Linked DNA regions of Homo sapiens: region 1 is linked to region 2. The links are chromatin loops, found by intact Hi-C in ENCODE. Cell type or tissue: Calu3. All regions are shown on one strand.

Region 1 (5,000 bases), 78 kb before region 2:
CTACAATTATACCCCTCTTACTCCATGTCATCCTGCATAGGTTTTCAGACATCAAAGTATGATGTCAAATTATTGCTATATGCTCTGTGAATAAAGAAATTACTAGACAGGAAGATATTTGTATATGTAATATGCAAGATTCAATTAACTTGAATTTCCCTTTTTTTTTAAAAAAAGGGTATAAAATGAGATAGCATCTTTTTAAGGATTTCAGCAAAAAATGGAAAAGAACAAAAGCAGAGACATTTATAACTTATGCTTATCTTTTATTATTCACTCCAATGTTTTAAAAATGAAACCTAGTCTGACACATTCATCTGAAATATTAATTTTTTATTGTCCCTTTGATGTTCAAAATTAAAATTCTCACTTTCCCTGAAACTTGGCTCCCCTTTAATACGTTCTATTTCTGCCAAAGACACCACCCCACAACTTAATTGTTCTACAAATATTTATTAGGTGACTAGTATATATGAGGCACTTTCTAGAAACCGGGGATAAATAAGGAACAATTTCTGCTTCGTGGAGCCCCCATTCAGATACATTAAAGAAACAAATGTAATGAACATGGCAACTGTTAGAGAAAGTCACAAAAGTACAGCCTTATAGAACAACAGAAAAAAAAGGGATTAGGATGTAAGGAAGATGGACTATCAGACAAATCTTCATGGAGGAAGTCACATTTATCTTAGCAAAGGTAAATGTTACTTAGCAAACAGTGATTATTAATTCAACAGAAGGGTAGGAAGGTTGCTTTAGTAACAGCAATAAGTAATGTTCTAGAAGTTTAAAAATGTATAGCATACTTATGAAACATTCTTTTGTGATTTGAGCAAGGTAATGGCAGAGGGAGGCTATACGATGAGATGGAAAGGCAAGCAAGATGGTGAAGATCCTTGAGTGCCATGCAAGGAGTCCATACCTTCTTCCATAGGCAATGGGGCATCAGCAATGGTGTTTAAGCAGCCGCATGTTCCTACTGTAGCTGTATATACTAGACACTACTCTCCTAATGATTGGAGTTCAAGATCTTAAAGTCATGTACATCTGGTCACCAAGTCCTATATTTTTCTCAAATGTCTCTTACATTAGTTACTTTCCAAGTTTTACAATCAGAAAAATAGTCTAGATTTTTTTCACCACCTAAATATTTTCTGGCTTCCCTTTATCCTTACTTTAATTTATCCACTAAAAAGACACCAGAATTACTCCCCAAAATACTACTTTCATCACATTATTCAATTTTAAAAAACTGTAGTTCTAGAATTCTGAGACTCCAACCATGGCATACACAGCCACTCACTGCTGTTCCCACTCTACTTATCTTCAATACAAACCCTTTAACTAGCTGAGCTGGTAGCATAGGCCCAAGAAATTTTAAAGTTAAAGACATGACCTTTTAGATTTGCTAGTCCAATTTGTTTTAAAAATATAAGCCAGTTCTTCAAACAAAAATGTAAATTCCTTGTCTACCTTAAAATTCCTTTGTATCTACCAAGTCTAATCCTATGATTACTTAAGGTATTCAATAAAAATCTGCTGACCCCAAACAAACTAAAAGTATTGACTAATGCCTTACCTTTGTTAGCTGAAATATTTCTTCCATTATAAATACAATCTACATAAGTAAACAATTTTTTCAATTTAATCAAGTTTTATAATTGCTGTCAAAAACAGATGACCTAAAATTTAACAGTCCTCATTATTCTCTTACCTATTAGCATATCACCACCGTGACAAGCTAGTACAACTCTTTTAACATACCTTTCCTTGTTCTGCATGTCTTTCAGTAAATGATTTTATCTCAAAACACCACTGAGTTATAATATCAAATGCTGGAACTGGCCAATCCAGACAGGAGGCACTGATGAATGGATGTTCTGTTTGGTAAAACGTTGGCAGAAGTCCCAGGCAGCTGGCAAGAACTGAAAATTCTTCTTCTTCCTTTTAGACATGAAATAGGAAATTCTGAAAATATTTCATCAAGAACATTTCCTATTACATAAAAGGTCACCCTCATCAATTACTTTGAGACAATAAGAAAACTTTCTTAACTGAGTCAACTGAAAAAAAGTGAAGGGAGTAAGAGAAACAAGAGAGAAAAAGGTTCCTAGCTGTTATATCTAAATATCCCCAAAATACATCTCTTTGAAATATAACTCCTAAATGTCATCTGCTTCTTTTATACATTTATTTTTTAAATAGAGTTGTTATATATCTAATGGTTCTATAGAACCTAGCTACTCTATGAAAGCAAATGTTAATATGGGGCAAAGAGAAAGTTATTTCTGGTTTAAAACTTTTAGGTTGTCAGTGTGGATAAGGAACAATAATAAAAACATGGAATTCACGAGAGAGTGCTAAATAATGTGCCTAGACTTTGAATGAGTGTGAAACAAAATCAGTTTTAAAAAGGGGGGTGGAATTGTTAGGAGCCAGGTAATCCAAAGCTCTATTTGCTAATAAAAGTACCAGAGATATCAGTGACCAAGAATTCATATCTTAAAAGTTGATATTTAAAGAAGCTTATTAGTCTTGGAAACACAGAAATATATTCCCCAATCCCTCTTTATTTAACCGAAAGACCACATAGGAAGCTAATGTGTCTACTCTCCCTTGTCCACAGAATCAATTCCTATTATCCTCCAAATTCCAGCTCACTAGGGAAGCCTTCCCTGACACCATTTAATGAAACCTCAGACCACTCAGCTCCATTCAGATATAATTAGTCCTTCAAATCTTGTAAACACTTTTATTCTTGCATTTATGTTCCTATTACTTTTTTTAAATTTTATTATTATTATGCTTTAAGTTTTAGGGTACATGTGCACAATGTGCAGGTTAGTTACATATGTATATATGTGCCATGCTGATGTGCTGTACCCATTAACTCGTCATTTAGCATTAGGTATATCTCCTAATGCTATCCCTCCCCCCTCCCGCTACCCCACAACAGTCCCCAGAGTGTGATGTTCCCCTTCCTGTGTCCCTGTGTTCTCATTGTTCAATTCCCACCTATGAGTGAGAATATGCGGTGTTTGGTTTTTTGTTCTTGTGATAGTTTACTGAGAATGATGATTTCCAATTTCATCCATGTCCCTACAAAGGATATGAACTCATCCTTTTTTATGGCTGCATAGTATTCCATGGCGTATATGTGCCACATTTTCTTAATCCAGTCTATCATTGTTGGACATTTGGGTTGGTTCCAAGTCTTTGCTATTGTGAATAGTGTCGCAATAAACATATGTGTGCATATGTCTTTATAGCAGCATGATTTATAGTCCTTTGGGTATATACCCAGTAATGGGATGGCTGGGTCAAATGGTATTTCTAGCTCTAGATCCCTGAGGAATCGCCACACTGACTTCCACAATGGTTGAACTAGTTTACAGTCCCACCAACAGTGTAAAAGTGTTCCTATTTCTCCACATCCTCTCCAGCACCTGTTGTTTCCTGACTTTTTAATGACTGCTTTAAAATCAAATTTGCCTTCTCCATAAAACTGTGAGTTCTCTGGAAGTAGGAACTCTGTCCTCCTAATGCTTGGCACATAGCAGACGTTCAACAAATGTCTGCAAAACTAATTATGCACATTAAGTACAAAATTCTGAAATATGCTACAAAGAAGAAATGCAGATGAAAAAGAAAAATTATATGCAGGCTGAGAAACATGTTAATTTTCAAATATCTAGAAATTTACAATTCTTCCATTTATATAGTTTAACAAAGAAGGCATTTTAAAAAACTTTACTGAGCTATAAATCCACATACCATAACATTCAACCATTTTATGTATAGTTTAATGAATTTTGGTAAATGTATAGTCATGCACCCACCATCACAATACAGTTTTAGAATAATTCCATCACACCCTAAAATTTGCTTATGTTCCTATGCAGCCAATCCTGGCCCCTACTCTTTGGACCCAAACAGCCACTGATATTTCTACTATTAAAATCATACAGGATGTAATCTTATGTACCTGGCCTCTTTCACTTATTTTGAGACTCATTCATGTTATACCACATTTTGTTCATGCATTCACATGTTGATGGTTGTTTCCAGATTTTGACTATGAATTTGGCTATTATGAACATTCATTTAGAAGTCTAAATGTAGACATATGTTTTCATTTCTTCCAGTTGATACTTAGCAGAACTGCTGGGTTGTATAGTAAGCATATGCTTAATATTTTTAAAAACTGCCAAACTTTTTCCAAATTGACTATACCGTTTTGCATTCCTATCAGTAATGAATAAGATTTCTAGGACTTCAAATCCTCGCCAACACTTGGTATTATCACTTGTGATATTAATTGGTACTTCTCTAATGAACAAGGATGTTGAGTATCTTTTCATCTACTTGTTGGCCATTCATATATATTCTCTTAAGAAGTATCTATTCAAGTGTTTTGCCCACTTTTGTGTTGGGTTTTTGTTTTCTTACACTTGAGTTAAAAGAATTTTTGACACATTCTGGATACAAGTCTTCTTTCACACAGCTAGAAAAAAATTTTAGGTATAAGCCACATACCATAAATGTTACTCTTTTAATATATACAATTCAGTGGTTCTCAGTATATTCATGAAATTGTGCAAGCCTTGCCAGTATCAAATTCCAAAATATTTTCATCACCCCATTGTAATTTGAATTATGTTATTAATTTCATTTTCAGATTGCTCACTGCTAGTGTATAGAAATACAGTGAAATTTTTGTACATCTATCTGTATCCTACAACCTTGCTGAACTTATTAGCTCTAATAGGTTTCTTTGGAGATTCCTTATGGTGTTCTAGAGGTAAGGTCATTTTATTTGCAAACGAACTGTTTTACCTCTTCCTTTCCAATCTGGATGTCTTTTTTTCTTTTTCTTGCCTACCTGCCTTGCTAGAAAATTTAGTACAATGCTGAAAAGTGGTGAGAGCAGGCATCCTTGTCTTGTTCCAATCTTGTTCCTGTCTTTCACTATTAAGCATGATGTTAGCTAATAGTTTTTG
Region 2 (5,000 bases):
CCCACCACAGGAAGAGCTTGGAGCTGCAGTGGTTGCGGGATCCAGGCTGGGGAGCGAGTTGAGCGCAGCCTGCCAGCCAGCCTGGGTAGAGTGAGCCCAGTGGGCCCGAGTGAAGCCCAGGCAGAGGTGCCACCAGCCACAGAGGTTTCTGCCTAGTGAAGTGGCACCAAAAGAATCCTGTGTCGTTATGACAAAAAAATAAAGTCTAAATAAAGTCTAAATAGTAAATTTCTGCAAAAGCAGAACTTAGCATTGTTTCCCAATTTTCCTTGAAAATAAAATATTTATTGGTCTCTGATTAATAAAGTAATATATGTATCCTGTAAAAAAAAAAATCCAAAGCAGGCCGGGCATGGTGGCTCACGCCTGTAATCCCAACACTTTAGGAGGCCAAGGCGGGCAGATCACGAGGTCAAGAGATCGAGACCATCCTGGCCAACATGGTGAAACCCTGTCTCTACTAAAAATATAAAAAATTAGCCGGACATGGTGGTGGGCGCCTGTAGTCCCAGCTACTCGGAAGGCTGAGGCAGGGGAATCATTTGAACCCAGGCCCCAGGAGGCAGAGGTTGCAGTGAGCTGAGATCGCACCACTGCACTCTAGCCTGGCGATGGAGTGAGACTCTATCTAAAAAAAAAAAAAAAAAAACAAAAGTCCAAAGCAATAAAGAACAAAGAAAAAAGTGTGAAAATATGTGTACACACATACGTGTATTTATACACACACACATACAGAGACTGCTACAAAATAACCATAATTTCATTTTAAAGTCTCTGAAAATATACGGAAGCATGACCCTTATTACCTAACCCAAACTGTCTAACAGGCCTAACCTAGCCTTCCTAAATGGGATAGCTTGAATATTTAAAACATCACTTTACATTTATATTGACCTGTATTATATGCAGAGTGACCTATATGCAGAGTGAACCCTAACCTGGTGATTACTGCATGAAAGATCATTATCAGCCCTATTTTACAGATGAGGAAATTGAGTCTCAGACCACTTAAGGGATTTGGCCAAGCTCACATTGCTCAGAAATGGCAGAATCAGGACCAAACCCCAGTTTTTCTGGTCTAGGACTCTTTCTACTCTACACAATACCTCCCTGTAGGTCCATCAGCTCCTGCAGAAGCCACCAGAAACCTTCTTGTCAGCCTAGCATATTAAGGAACCAGACTCTACTCTGGCTCTTATCATCACTAGGTCAGTTCCTATTTATTCTGATTATGTATTCTGTCTTCCACTTATCTTACTAATTTCTTCCACTTCAACCAATGGATTTATGGGCAAGAAAGAAGTTCTATTTGGAAATCTATCCATATAATCATCTTATATAGCTAACTAAAAATAATGTTTTACTTTATATTTTAAGCTAATATCTTACATTTATTTAATTCAAGACACAGTAGATTTAAAAAACTACAACAGGAGAAAGGAAACCCCATTTGATAATCCACTCAGGAAACATCAAAAGGAATACAGAAATTTTAAAAAGACGTTAACAATGCTGCTGCTACTAAAGTTTATGTTGAAGGCCTTCAGATACTTCTGAGTGTCAGAGCCTGAAAAAAAACTACTAAGTTTGTAAGAAGTCGTAGCAGATATGAATCAAATCCATCCTTACTTCACATTTTAAAAGTATCATAATGAAATTTTATTATATATCTTTAAATGAAAGTAAAAGAGGGAGGCAAAAATCTTCATACAACATTCCTACCATAATAAAAGTTTCTACAGAGTTAATACATTAAGTCCTCACTTTAATGTTATCAGTAGGTTCTTGGAAACTGTGACTTTAAGCAGATGATGTGGAACAAAACTAATTTAACCACAGGTTAATTGATATAAACAAGAGTTAAATTCCTGTAGTATATTTCTGATTACAAAAACATCATCAAAACTTCTAAAGACCTAAAACATTTCTAATACGAAACACTGAAATAAATGCGGAGTATGCATACATTTGAGAAAGTTTAATAAAAACAAGATAACGATTTACCCAATTTTTGACAAAACAATGAGTGCTGTCAGTAGTAGTGGTGATGGGTTAAATTAAGGAATAAATGTTTGCAAAGTGAAAATCGTTAAAGAGCACTTCCTATTACCATGCAGTTTAAAAACAAACAATAACAAATATGCGGGTTCACTGAGCCCTTTCATACCACATCGTTATTATGCAGCTGTATAATTATCATATACTTTATAAATTTTTACTTTATCATATACTTTATAAATTTATAAATTAAAAAAATTAATATGTTTTCATTATTTCATTCATTTTCCAGCCTACTTATTCCAGTTCACAGTCATAAGTGGCTGGAGCCTATCCCGCAGCTCAGAGCACAAGGTAGGGATCGACCCTGGGCAGGACCCCATCCCATGGCAGGACACACTCACATCCACACCCATACTGACTCATACCAGGACAATTTAGACATGCTAATTAACCTAATGTGCAGCACATCTTTGAGAAGTAGGAAGAACTGGAATACCCAGACAAAACCCATAAAGACATGGGGAGAACACATAAATTCCCCACTGACAGTGGCCCCAGTAGGGAATTTATTTTTTTCTCATCAACATTATAACAAAACAATGTTGAAAGAAACAACGTTATTTAAGGACCTGCTGTACTCTTCATTCCACTTAATTGAATGTGTGTATCACACAACAAACAACATTTAAAACAAAGGTATCACATTTATTACCTGAAATGTTTATTAACAGATTTCCATTTCTTTCTATCCACATATTAATTTTTTTCTAATAAACTTTCAAATTTAACATCAGAATGCCATTTTGGTAAAAGACATGTAAAATTCTGGAGGGAAATAACCATCAACTTGGCAGACAAAAGTACTATTTTATAAAGAGTACTTACATCCTTAAAATAACGCTGTAATAATGAAAGCCTCACATCATGAACGGCTGCACAGGTATCCCAAGGGTAAATCTGCTCCTCTTCACTGATCGGCAACTTTTTTGGCTCAACATTGTCACGGCACTGCCCCAAAACTACATTAACAGATAAAAGCTCATTAATCAAAAATAATCAGTGCCATAGACCTGTAACTCCAAGAAAAGCTGAGTTATTTACCACAAGCAACTCAAATTATTTCACTATTAGAATATTTTTAAAGACCCCTCAAAAAAGTGGTATTCTAGTTTTCTCCTACAGGCTAAATAAAGCTTCACATATGCCAATATTTACTTTAAAAAATTAACACTGAACTATGATTATAAACTCAAGATGGATGGATGGATGGGTTCCTAAATCTGTCCACTGAAAAAGCCTACATGATATAACTCTCCAGTATTCACAAACTTTATTTCTAAATATACTATTTCTCACTAAAAGGAAGAAGAGATCCTTGGAGAAAGAGCTGAGTCCGGGGTTGGGGAAAAGTGCAAGGTGAGCCCGGAAGGATGTGTGATTAAAAAGAGCAAGGAAGTGTTCAAACACTGAGGGAGCAGATTTATAAAGACCTGGAGTTCTGGTAAAATCTGAGAAAAGTTGAATATTAAAAAGAATAATAATAGTAATAGATAATACAATACGTTCACTGACCCAGGCAAGGAAAATCAAATAAAAGGGTAAAAGGGTGAGTAGAGTCTTAACGTATCATCCTATAGATTACCTACTACCTTACCCAAGGGATCAAACTTAGTTGGCACCACCCACAATAGGACAAATTGACACAGTGAACCTCCTGATGTAATGCTGTTGGAAGGAACATCACCTGTATAATACCCTTGCCAAAACTGTTTAACTTCAATCTAGTAACAAGGAAATAATCACACAAATCCAGACTCTGAGATATTCTATGGAACAACCAACTTGGACTCTGAAACTTTAAAAAGGGGCTAGAGAAACTGTTCTAAATTACAGGAGACTAACAAGAAATGATAATGAAAAACAATACATGATCTTTTATTCGATTGTGGATCAAGAAATATCTGCTATAAAAATATTACTGACTCTGACCACAAAAAATGATATAAGTGTATATGTGTATATGTTAATCAGCCTAATGGTAAAGTGGTATATACATTAATTAGCTTGACTTAATCATTCCACAATGTATACATGTCAAAATATCATATCACATTTATGTACCCCATAAATATGTACAATTTTTATTTATCAAGTAAATAAGAAACAAAAAATATTGCAGGGACAACTGAGAGAATCTGAATATAAACAGTATTTGATGTTACTAATGTTACATTTCTTAGGAATGATAATGGTACCATAATTATGTAAAAGAATATCCTTGGGCTGGGTGTGGTAGCTCATGCCTGTAAACCCAGCACTTTGGGAGGCCAAGGTGGACAGACTACTTGAGGCCAGAAGTTCAAGACCGGCCTGGCCAACATGACAAAACCCCATCTCTAATAAAAATAAAAAATTTAGCTGGGTATGGTGGTGCACACCTGTAATCCCAGCTACTCAAGAGGCTAAGGCATGAGAATTGCTTGAGCCTGGGAGGCTGGGGTTGCAGTGAGCTGAGATCGTGCCACTGCACTCTAGCCTGAGCAACAGAGAGGGACTCTGTCTCAAAATATATATAAGAAATTTTTAAAAAAGAATAACCTTGTTCTTAGGAGTTATATTCTAAAGTATTTACAGATAAAATGTCATGATGTGTGCATCAGAAGAGCTGCTCTTAAAAAAGGGAATAATAGGTTTATCACTGCGGGCCTTAAGTTTTGCAAGGATTTATAACAGCAACAGAAATAAGAGACAAAAGCTGGTAGATGCTACCAGCTAAAATATAATTACCATGATGCATAATCCTCTTAATATGCTGCTGCATTCAGTTTGCTAGAATTTTGTTGAGAATTTTTGCATGTATACTCATAAGGGATATTGGTCTACTGTTTTCCTGTGTTTATCTGGCTTTGGTATCAAAGCTAGCCTCATAGAATGCTAGCCTCTGAATAAGTTGGGAAGTGTTCACTCCTCTATTTTTTGGACAAGTTTGAGAAGCATTG

What was found. Peaks named below come from ENCODE experiments on the same cell type or tissue, not always from the same donor. Only the 100,000 strongest peaks of a DNase experiment are listed, where the experiment ranks them.
Region 1: it touches region 2 in a loop (5-fold over the local background); 1 of 110 quality-filtered maps calls a loop at or near these places.

The regions. Positions count from the first base shown.
Region 1 is chr2:170,070,372-170,075,371 of GRCh38, reverse strand. It overlaps UBR3 (ubiquitin protein ligase E3 component n-recognin 3), which reads right to left. Exons shown (of 39, transcript NM_172070.4): 36 at 1,765-1,944. Among named protein-coding and RNA genes, the nearest start is that of MYO3B, 110 kb to the left of the region's middle. In Calu3, no CTCF peak of the experiment used is centred here; a DNase peak (open chromatin) is centred at 1,881.
Region 2 is chr2:169,992,343-169,997,342 of GRCh38, reverse strand. It overlaps UBR3 (ubiquitin protein ligase E3 component n-recognin 3), which reads right to left. Exons shown (of 39, transcript NM_172070.4): 26 at 2,887-3,020. Among named protein-coding and RNA genes, the nearest start is that of UBR3, 170 kb to the right of the region's middle. In Calu3, no CTCF peak of the experiment used is centred here; no DNase peak of the experiment used is centred here.